Linked DNA regions of Homo sapiens: region 2 is linked to region 1. A link is a contact called in ENCODE Hi-C data. All regions are on one chromosome and are shown on one strand. The core of a region is the stretch at or near the end of the contact, and the rest is flanking DNA. Distances in the headings are between cores, read along the strand shown. Region 1 overlaps XPNPEP2 (X-prolyl aminopeptidase 2). Region 2 holds the start of AIFM1 (apoptosis inducing factor mitochondria associated 1).

Region 1 (5,523 bases), core at 49-2,548:
CCAATGCCGTGGCCTGTCCCATGACCATAATTGAGACCAGCATCCCACAAGGCTCTGCGGGCAAAGGCCTCCACCATTCGCCCTGGAAGGGAAGAGAGATTGACCCCAGTCAGATGGCTTTACCGAAGACTGTCCACCTTGCCCCTTCTTGCTTCACTATCAGAGTGGTGCCTAAGAAGAGGGGCCCCTGAGAGGCCGCTAAGCATGCACTGATGCAATGATGTTGGGTTGGGATGGAGGAGGGCTGATGGATGGAGTTAGTGGTTCCCTCGCCAGACCAGCCCATCACTATCTCCAGCTTACCATACATTGTATCCATTACCTGAATTGATGCCTCTACTGTAATTTCTCCCCATCTGTCAGGGCTTTGCACTTTGACACCTAATTCCTCTAAGAATCCTCCCATAATTGCTGTGGCCCACTGATCTCTCCCACCTCTGAGCAACAGTGTTAGATTAAGAGGCAGGAAACTCAGGTTCAAGGCCTGGATCTCCCGCTAACCTTCTGTGTGACCTTGGGCAAGTCACTTTCTCTCTCTAGGCTGGATTTTCTCATCTACATAAGGGATGGGATGATGACAAAATCCTTGCCCCACCAGCCTCCCAGGGTGATGGTCTGAGTCCTGTGAAATCAGGGCCTGAGGCTGTGTCCAGACTGGTTTCTGAAACCCACCTGATGTAGCAGCGGGAAAGATGAGCCTGGACAGGTCAATATTTCCTATCAGCACACGGGTGTATGCCTCCTGATGGGGAGAGGAAGAGGTGATATGGAGGACGGGAGGAGGAGCCAGAGGAGTATCCAGCTGCTTGGCCTATGGATACACGGTGCAGGGCCCAGGCCTGGGTGTGTGTAGGCAGGGTGGGGGGAGTCTCATCGTTATGTGTGGCTGCCCGGGTTCTGGAAGATGGCCAGCAGAGGCTGAGGAGGGCCTTCCCAAAGCTGGGGCTCCATCACGTGCTTCCCTCTGGCTGGTCTATGAGGATCATTACAATATCTGCAGGAGACACTTGGTGGCGGTGAACCGAGGCTGTGACTCCCTGGGCTGAATCCTGACTTAGCCACTCACTCTGAGACCTTGGGCAGGCGACTTTAACTGCTGTGTGCCTCAGTTTCCTTATCTGCGATGGGAAGATAACAGGACCTAGCTCCTAAGGTTGTTGGGAGAGGCAGGCAGACTAATGTACAGAAGGTGCTGCCAACAGCGTGCATGCTTCACGGAAGTTTAGCACACTCATTCCTGTGGTTGTGACGGCTGCTGAGTTTTCTTAAGGCCTTTCATGAGGGTTGAGGTTTGCTGACTTGGCAGCTTAGCCTTCCTCTGTCAGCGGAGGGAGGTGGCCTGACAGTGGCCTCTTCTGGTCACTTCCAGAGGCGATGTGGTCAATCTCCATCACCACACAGGTTCACAGGCTTGTCACTTTGGGCAGGACAGCCAGAGGCAGCAGACTCCGCCGCTAAACTGTGAGCTCCTGGAGACCTGGACAGCATTTTGTTCCCCTCTCTGTGTTTCCAGCACAATGTCTGCCCCATAGTCGGCCTGCTGCATGCAGCATGACGGCAGCTCGCTGCTCCACCCCCAGGGCCCTCTGGTGCACAGAGACAATGCCCTCGCCTCTGCCCCAGCTGGCCAGCCCTCGATGTTTCCTGAACACCTCTGGCTCCTTTCCACCGCGGAGGCTTCACTTGTGCCGTTTTCCTCCACTTGGGATGCCTTTCTTTCTCCTTTCTGCTGAGTACAGGGCCAGGCACACAGGCAACAACAAAAAAATATTTGTGCACTGATTTACCAGAATAGGATGAGGCTCAGCTTGGGCTGAGGCCTTGTCAGTGGCCTGAAATATCCCCGGGGAAGCAGCAGGGAGCACTGGGTTTTCCGGCACCAGTGGTGTCACCTTGGGCAAACTACTTAACCTCTCTGAGCTTCAGTTTTAGCCTCTGAAATGGAAGGGATCTTGACTGCTTGGGTGCCCCCTTGGGGGAAGGTGGTGAGGGGAAATCTGGGCCCATGCTTACCTTCTGGAAGGCAGAGGGGGTGCCCCAGTGGACTGTTCTGGTGATGTCTGTGGTCCCGTCCCTATGGAGAAGGAAAACCAACATGCCAAATGCCTGGGGCTAGGGACTGGGGCCATGTGCTTTCTGTGTGCTTTCCACAAGTGGCAGGGCTGGGATGGGATGGGTGGACGGCGAAAGGAAGAAGACAGCTACCATAATCAAAATCCCCTCTTCAGCACCTATGTGTGAAAGGCCTCTGCAAACCTATCAAGTTAAAAGTTACTAAGTTGTCTGACAAGTGTGACTCCCCACCCTACACACTCCTCCCCCATCCCACTCATTTTGGCTGTTCTGTAGGTCTGGGTTTCCTTGGGTCCAGCTGGTTATGAAAGCAAGGCTTCTTCCAGGCTTCCTGGGAGGCAGAAAGGGGAATGTCCCCTTTTTACAGCTGGGGAAACTGAGGTCCAGAGAGATTATATTATCATAACACTCTCATATTCAGATAGTTGTCGACCATTTATAGGACACTTTTGCTGCTCCCTGGGAAGAATGGTAGAAGAGGCCTCATTATCCCCAGTTCACAGATGAGGCCATTGAGGCCATGCGGCTGTTTCCCTCTCTGAACCTCAGTGAAGCCAGGCCTAGAGCAAGCACTGCCTCTCCACACAGTCCTCTCCATGGCAAACACGGATCTGACCCAGTGACTTGCTGAGTTCCAGTTAGGTGAAGCCTCAGTCCCAAGGTCTGACTCCCAACTCCCAGCTGCAGCAGTTGCCACAGATGGCCCCTGTGATCATGCCTTGGTGAGGGAGAGGGGAGAAATGGTCCCAGGGCCCTGGGGCTTCTCCTTGGGTCATGGGGTGTGGTGACCTTCTTCTTCAGAAGGAAAGAAGAGGAAGTGAGGTGACTATTTCCCCGGCCTCACCCTACTCTGAGCACACCCCATTCCAGCAACGCCCCCACAAATTCACTTCCCCTTTGCTCATTGGCCATCTCAAGTACACACAGCATCGAACTCCTGACCAGCAAAGGCTGCTAAGCTGAGCGCCTGCTACTCTGGATCCCCTAGAGCTGTGCTAAGAACAAGCAAAGAGCCTCTGTCGTTAGCACATTCGCCATTTCCACAGGACTCCTTGCTCCTCCATCAGTTCAGTACGGCCCTTCTTTTGTCCCACCCCACGCTTCCCACACTTCCTTCCTCAATGAGAAGGGAAAATCTTTCAGGTCAGCTCAGCTCAGCTCAACTCTGGTGTGAATGATCAGTCACACGTTTGGAAGGAATGGGGTTAGCCTATTCTTTTTCTTTCTTTCTTTCTTTCTTTCTTTCTTTCTTTCTTTCTTTCTTTCTTTCTTTCTTTCTTTCTTTCTCTCTCTCTCTCTCTCTCTCTTTCTCTCTCTCCCTCTTTCTTTCTTTCTTTCTTTCTTTCTTTCTTTCTTTCTTTCTTTCTTTCTTTCTTTCTTTCTTCCTTTTATAGTCTTGCTCTTATTGCTCAGACTGGAGTGCAGTGTCACGATCTCGGCTCACTGCAACCTCCGCCTCCCGGGTTCAAGCGATTCTCCTGCCTCAGTTTCCCTTGGGAAGCATGCTCCACCACACCCGGAAAATTTTTGTATTTTTAGTAGAGATGGGGTTTCACCATGTTGCCCAGGCTGGTCTCAAGCTCCTGACCTCAGGTGATCTGCCCGCCTCGGCCTCCCAAAGTGCTGGGATTACAGGTGTGAGCCACCACGCCTGGCCAGGTTAGTCTATTCTGCACGGCTGTCATGTCTGAGCATTCAGGTTGTACACTGTACAAAGGTAGCCCATCAAAAGGGTTGCTTCTCTCATCTGCCCCCACCTCCACCCTGAACAGTGCCATGGGGAAGAGGGGGCTGAGGAGTCTGCATGACGTTGGTGGTGCGGGGGTGTCCAGGGTGTGCACTAGTGGATGAGAGTAGGGTATATGTGTTTGTGTGGCCAGGCAGGGACATTGAGTATAGTTGCTCAGACTGTGTAATAATACGTGGACTTAGAAAACATTTTACTTGAGGCTGGGCATGGTGGCTCATGTCTGTAATCCCAGCACTTTGGGAGGCTGGGGCAGGTGGATCACCTGAGGTCAGGAGTTTGAGAACAGCCTGGCCAACATGGTGAAACTCCATCTCTACTAATACATACATATATATATATGTGTGTGTGTGTGTGTGTATGTGTGTGTATATATATGTGTGTGTATATATATATGTGTGTGTGTGTGTATATATATATATATATATATATATATAGCTGGGCATGGTGGTGGACACCTGTAATCCAAGCTACTTGGGAGGCTGAGGCAGGAGAATCACTTGAACCCGGGATGCAGAGGTTGCAGTGAGCCAAGATCGCGCCACTGCACTCCAAACCTGGGCGACAGAGTGAGACTCTGTCAAGAAACAAACAAACAAACAACCCACAAAAAACAGCAACTTAAGCAAAGGGAGTCTTTTCCTAATTCCCACAGAGGTGCTGCCTGGGTCCTGCCACTATTCCAGCCTCTGTGTATTTCCCACTGTGCAGGGACCCCCATGTGTGAAAATGGGTAGGATGTTCGGGGCTCATTCCAGATCTCTCCTTTTTCAGACGAAGAATCCGTGGCCCAGGAAGGGAAAGCTTTGGCTGACTCTTGGCAGGCTCAGGAGGTCTGAGCAGAGACATCCAGGCTAGGGTGAGGTCGGGGTACATACCAGTACTGCCCCCCAGAGTCCAGCAGGTACATCTCATCTGAGGACAGCTTGCGGTTCAGCTCCTTGGTCGGGCTGAGAAGGGGAGAGAATGTTGAGAAGGGCAGCCTAACCCTGCACTGGGTCACGTGGGAGGCCTTGGTGGGAGGACCTCTGGGGCCTGGGCTTCCAGGCCAGTCCCTCTGGAGGAAGTCATTCTATCCCAAAGGGCCCTGGAAGAGAACTCAGCTTCCGTTGCTGCTGTCCTCAGCACACGTCTGTTAATCCTGCACCTGGCTGAGCCAGGCCCTGGTCCCCAGGGAGGAGAGAGAGGGTAAAGCCCAGAATATGAGAGCTGGGAGAGCCCTAGAGACCCCCCAGCTCAGCTGTCTCCTTTTCCATAAGGAGAAGCAGGCCTATGGAGGCCAAGGGGCTTGCACGAGGATGCGCGGTAAAGCGGCAAAGAGCTGGGCCTCTACCCAGATGCTCCCTCCGGCCCTTTGTCTCTAACTTCCTGCTGCCTCCGAGAGCAGAGGGCCCTGAGAAGAAGCAGAGCACAGGAAGGGAGGATACCTCCAGGGTGGGGCTGCTGAGCAAGAGGTGGTAAAGCCGAGGAGCACCCACCCTGCCACTCTAGCCCGAGTGGGTAGGAGGGGCTGGGGCAAGGCAGCCGAAGGCGTGGGAGACACCAGGGGACACCAGGGGAGGGAATTCTGGGACATGTCAGGCACTCCCTTGGAGGGCATTGACCTCTCCCTGCTGTGCCCATGCCAGGCGGAGGCAGCTGGTCAGCTTTTCATCAGGCAGGCCTGCAGGGGTTTGTTTTCTATAGGGCCAAACACCTGGCTA
Region 2 (5,865 bases), core at 2,425-4,924, 410 kb before region 1:
AAACTACCTTATTGTACCTATTGTAAAAAAATTAAATGTACTGTACAATGCCCTTTGTGTTAATTGTGCATTATTAAATTACTTTCAAATACATGCAGTTGTTTTCATAGGTACCTGATTATCATGATTTTGACAGTGTTTTCCAGTCTCTTTTGCCATCAGATATAATTAACTTTGTATTTAATCAATCCATGATTATTGGTTTTTACAAATATCAATAAAAATCAATGCAAGGCTGTTAAAATGTTAAGTAAATATAAATAATTTTTACCTTACTTTGGAATTGATACTTTTTTTTTTTTTTTTTGAGATGGAGTCTCGCTCTGTCACCCGGGCTGGAGTGCAGTGACACAATCTCGGCTCACTGCAAGCTCCGCCTCCCAGGTTCACGCCATTCTCCTGCCTCAGCCTCCCAAGTAGCTGGGACTACAGGCGCCCGCCACCACGCCTGGCTAATTTTTTTGTATTTTTAGTAGAGACGGGGTTTCACTGTGTTAGCCAGGCTGGTCTCGATCTCCGGACCTCGTGATCCGCCCGCCTTGGCCTCCCAAAGTGCTGAGATTACAGGCATGAGCCACCGTGCCCGGCCTGGAATTGATACTTTCAATATTTATCCCCTGGCCTAAAGTGATCCACCCTCCTCGGCCTCCCAAAGTGCTGGGATTACAGGCATGAGCCACAGAGCCTGACCATATTTTCAATATTTATCCAAAGGAGCTCTAGATAAAATGTCACCCATTGCCTGCACTTCTGAACACTGATCTACTCTGCTTAATGGGTAAGGGAGCCCTGGATCATCTTCACCACATAATGACTACTTCCTAGGCCTGGCACAGTGGCTCACACGTGTAATCCCAACACTTTGAGAGGCTGAGGCAGCAGGATTGCTTGAGCCCAGGAGTTCAAGACCAGCCTGGGCAACGTAATGAGACTGTCTCTTAAAGAAAACCAAAAAACAAAACTACTTCCTGGGTTAAACTTCACAGAAGGGTGTCTTTGTAGGCCGGGCGAGGTGGCTCATGCCTGTAATCCAAGCACTTTGGGAGGCCGAGGCGGGCGATCACCTGAGATCAGGAGTTCAAGACCAGCCTGGACAACATTGTGGAACCCCGTCTCTACTAAAAATAGAAAAATTAGCAGGGCGCGGTGGCATCTGCCTGTAATCCCAGCTACTCGGGAGGCTGAGGCAGGAGAATTGCTTGAACCTGGGAGGCAGAAGTTGCAGTGAGCCGAGATACTGCCACTGCACTCCAGCCTGGGTGACAAAGGGAGACTCCGTCTCAAGAAAAAAAAAAAAAAAAAAAGAGTATCTTTGTAATTTCTTTCTTTTTCTTTTTTGAAATAGGGTCTCGCTCTGTCATCCAGGCTGGAGTGCACGGGAGCAATCACTGCTCACTGCAGTCTCGATCTCCTAGGCTCAAGTGATCCTCCCATCTCAGCCTCCTGAGTAGCTGGAACCACAGGCACATACCACCACGCCTGGCTAATTTAAAAAAAAAATGGTAGAGATGATGTCTCATTATGTGCTCAGGCTGGTCTGGAACTCCTGGCCTCAAGCAATCTTCCCACTCGTCCTCCCAAAGTACTGGCATTACAGGCATGAGCCACTGCACCCGGCCCTGTAATTTCATTCTCTATCCCCATTCCACCAAAAAAAAAAAAAAAGTAACTTCATTACCTCCAAAGTTAGGGCCCAACTCTTGCCAGTTCAAATCTGGCCCCCCACCATACTTGCCTGTCTTTATCACTACTTCTTTATTTTTTTCTTTTTGGAGACAGAGTCTTGCTCCATCATCCAGGCTGGAGTGCAGTGGCACAATCTTGGCTCACTGCAGCCTCCACCTGGCAGGTTCAAGCGAGTCTCCTGCCTCAGTCTCCCTAGTAGCTGGGATTACAGGCGCATGCCATGGCGCCCGGCTAATTTTTGGATTTTTTGTAGAGACGGGGTTTCACCATGTTGGCCAGACTGGTCTTAAACTCCTGACCTAAAGTGATTCACCCGCCTAGGCCTCCCAAAGTGCTGGGATTACAGGCATGAGCCACGGAGCCTGACCACATCAATACTTCTTAGTATGTACTCTCTATCATTGTCCCCCGAAAATGTGCTGGGTTTTGGTTTTTTAAAACAGTTCCAAGCCTTTTCATTTAACAAACAGCATGGTGCTTCCTCTAAGACACTTTACAAATATTAGCTCATTTAGTCTTCCGAACACCCTCCTGAGATTTGTAGATGAGGAAAATGAGGCACAATTAAGTGACTTGCCCAGGTGGCAGAGCCAGGATTCAATGTGGGTTGGTCTGGATCCAAGGTCAACATGTTTAACAATGAAAAATGTTATCTTTGGTCCGAAAGTATTCACCATCTGAAATATCAATCCTTTTCCTCTACTGTTTGAATTTTACTACTCATCCTTCAAGACACAACTCAAATAACTTCTTACACGAAGTTCTACCATAGTGATTCCATCCCATAGTCTTCTCTCTTGCTCTGTCCGGCACTACACCAGATATTATTTCAATGACCGGTATATGTCATCTCCCCAACTAGACAGTGGCCACTTCCTATATAGATGCTATGTCCAAATAAACCCATTGTAAACTGAAAATATCGTTAAGTCGAAACTGCATTTAATACCCTGATAAACCCATCATAAAGTCAAAAAACCGTAAGTTGAACCATGCTTAAGTCCAGATGCTCCTCGACTGACATGGGGTTAGGTCTCATTAAACCCATCATAAAGTCGAAAAATTGTAAGTCGAACCATTGTGAGGGGTAAGTCGGGGACCATCCGTACTTTTCATACCCAACAGAGCCCCTTTTATAGTACAATCCAAGAGGTAAGTGCTCAATAAATACTTGTTAAATGAATATGTAAGCTGAATCTTTGAAACAGGCACATTGTATGTTCTGCATGCAGCCAAAACATTATTTCCAATTTAGCTTATATCTGGCAGAGTCAAAACACTTATTTACACTCAGCCCCTCACCCTACTCCCATAACTGAAAGTTCTGCTTAGCAGACTTCTCTTCCCAGAAAGTCCGAGAAGCACGAACGCTTTTTGCTAACATCCTGCTCCCAAGCACAGAAACCACAGCAGGAGACTGTGTGTATCTGTAGCACCTGGTATACAGCATCTAGGACACACAACTGAACTAATAAATAAAGGTGACAGGCGGGAAGAAGAGCGCAGAATTACTTGTCCAGGAAACGGGTTGGGTGGGAAAGAGCCGGCAACTGGTAAAAGATGGAAGTACACGCCGGATCTGGGAAGCCAGGTTCCGCGCCTCGGACTCATGGAAAAACTGGATCTGGATCACTGCAAAAGAATCAGGAAGGCTTCGGTATCAAGTAACTGGTGTCCTAAAACCAAAAAACAAAGTGCGATGCCGGGGCTACGCTGTTGTGAGATGCTGTTATCAGTTCTCGTCACCAACACAGCGGCAGCACCAGGCACAACCGCCAATCAAAGCGGCCCCACGAGTCCCTCCTTGAACAGGTTCCTTAACTCGTTCAGTCCAACACTGTGCCACAAACTCGCGAAAACCGGCTACCTAGAGCCAGCGTCTTTGCGAGCTTGCGGCCAGCTAGTGCATGCGCAAATCCTCTCGCCGTGCGGACCAATCGCAATGCGGCAGCGAGTGCTACGCCTGCGCAGTAGGCCTCCGGTCGCCGTTCCCCTTCCCCGGCTCTAGCAGGCCGGCTTCTCTGTCCAATGCCCACCCGGAGCTGGGAGGAGGAGTCTGCGTAATGTGCGTGTGAAGAGACTGGGGGAGCTGGCCGGGGCTCACGGTGTTTGACCCGTCGGTCGTGCGTGAGAGGAAAGGGAAGGAGGAGGTCCCGAATAGCGGTCGCCGAAATGTTCCGGTGTGGAGGCCTGGCGGCGGGTGCTTTGAAGCAGAAGCTGGTGCCCTTGGTGCGGACCGTGTGCGTCCGAAGCCCGAGGCAGAGGAACCGGCTCCCAGGTGACTGACCCATTCCAGGCAACCTCCAAGTCCGAGGGCCTGGCGCCTTAGGCTCCCTGTGCCTTGCAGCCCTCTACCCCCGCGTCCCCGCGAGAAACTTAACACATAGTCACGTGAATTCCAAATTGGCAGACTCCGAACCCTGAGTCTTGCAAGCGGAGGAATTGGCTCAGCCATGCCGACCTGACCTTCAAGAGATTTGAACCCAGTAGTCGGCTTGAGGCCTTTTCCCGGGAGCGTTTGCTGTTCAGGGATCCCAGAACAACTGGCTGTCGGCGCCTCCCCGGCATCCCCACCCCCCACCCCCCTTTTTAGAGCAATGAGGTCAAGTAGACTTTGTCATTTACCGATTGAGACTTTAAACAGGACGTTTAAGCCCTACGCCTAAGTTTCTTGTGTAAATGAGGGTGTTATCTGCTCAGCCTTCCAAACCACAGATGAGATCCATGGATTTGAATGCCCAGTGAAACAGAAACGGTGCAGGGCAAGTAAGGAGTCGGTTGGTTGTGTACCAGACACCCAGAGAATTGGCCCAGACTTAATTGGAGATGCCTGAGCCGTGTACTTCTTGGTGGTCTTTAAGGCTTCAAAGAAACAGTTTGCAGAACGCATTGTATTTTGTTCTCCATTAAGTTGTTTCATCAAATTTTAGAGCTGGAAGGGATTTTGTGGTAAAGGTCAACCCACTCATTTTATAGATAATAAACTGAGGCACAGAGAGGTGAAATTACTTGCCAAAGGTCACATAGTTAATTAATAGGTAGAGCTAAGGATAGTTTGCTAGCCTCCAGGTCCTTAATCCCTTCGCTGCAACTCCATACTGCTTCCTAAAGTTGACCTCAAAAAGTTAAGAATGAATTCGGGTCTCTTCCCAGTAATTAGCCCATTGTACATCAGATATCCGTGAATTTATCTGAGCATGGCTTGAGCCTGCTTCTTTTCGTACTGCGTTACTTCATGGGGGCAATGAATGATCCACCTGTAGGAGTTGCTTTGAAAAAAAAATCAGTAATCCTTCAATGTCCACCCCTAGGGCATTTGCAATGTCAGAAGTTATCCTTGAGGCTTTTACAATACAGAAACACCTGGGTGCTTTAAAAATAAAAAGTGGAAAATATTTTCCTTGGGTTGTTAGGGTCTTTGCAAATGTGCATTTGAACAGTTTTTCCAGTTGCTATGCACAATGAAAATGTTTCCTGATAGGTGTATTTGAGTTATGTCCTGGGACATACTGCTCTTGGAACTTAAAACCTCTGCTTAGCTTTTAAACTAATGCCTTATCAATGGATGTCATCTTTGAGGGTTTTGTGTATTGAAATGATGGTGCTCTGTGCTTGTTGCACAGAAATTGAGATAACCTGAATTTTTTTTTTTTTTTTTTTTGAGACGGAGTCTCGCTTTGTCGCCCAGGCTGGAGTGCAGTGGCGCGATCTCGGCTCACTGCAATCTCCGCCTCCCGGATTCACGCCATTCTTCTGCCTCAGCCTCCAGAGTAGCTGGGACTACAGGCACCCGCCACCACGCCCGGCTAATTTTTTTTTTTTTTTTTTTGTATTTTTAGTAGAGACAAGGTTTCACCATGTTAACCAGGATGGTCTCGATCTCCTGACCTCGTGATCCGCCCACCTCGGCCTCCCAAAGCGCTGGGATTACAGGCGTGAGCCACCGCGCCCGGCGATAACCTGAATTTTTTCATCCACACTGGCCTTTCAAACTTTGAGTAGTTGTTTTGCTTAAGTCTCACAACTTTTACCAGCATTCTAAAGTCTGACCAAAAGTTCTCATCAATTAAATATGCATTTGCAAAGTTAAGTTGATTTATTAGACATTGGAAAGTGGTTGGTGTTGTTAGAACTACTGAAAAATACAGACTCAAATGGTTTTTTCCACTGCATGTCTTT

Evidence for each region. A loop is a pair of places that touch in the nucleus more often than their neighbours do. Pooled maps may share reads with other maps.
Region 2: a loop to region 1 is called in a pooled map, with 4 times the contacts of the local background. The contact joins the promoter of AIFM1 here to the enhancer-like site in region 1. A Hi-C loop is called at or near these places in 1 of 168 maps with a recorded cell type or tissue (CD8-positive, alpha-beta T cell), 1 of 37 single-sample maps with no recorded cell type and 2 of 50 pooled maps.

What each region holds. Positions count from the first base shown.
Region 1 is chrX:129,755,731-129,761,253 of GRCh38, reverse strand. It overlaps XPNPEP2 (X-prolyl aminopeptidase 2), which reads right to left. Exons shown (of 21, transcript NM_003399.6): 14 at 4,699-4,770; 15 at 2,014-2,074; 16 at 673-742; 17 at 1-82. Among named protein-coding and RNA genes, the nearest start is that of XPNPEP2, 20 kb to the right of the region's middle. RefSeq lists enhancers at 1,127-1,206, 1,227-1,276, 4,870-5,369. Within about 2 kb of position 1,298, at least 16 of the 41 ENCODE cell types and tissues checked have a DNase peak (open chromatin) inside an H3K27ac peak, as active enhancers do; they include CD8-positive, alpha-beta T cell, where a contact is called at or near this core.
Region 2 is chrX:130,163,650-130,169,514 of GRCh38, reverse strand. It overlaps AIFM1 (apoptosis inducing factor mitochondria associated 1), which reads left to right and starts at 3,674. Exons shown (of 16, transcript NM_004208.4): 1 at 3,674-3,964. The coding sequence starts at 3,859. It also overlaps a transcript of RAB33A not described here. RefSeq lists an enhancer at 3,686-4,025.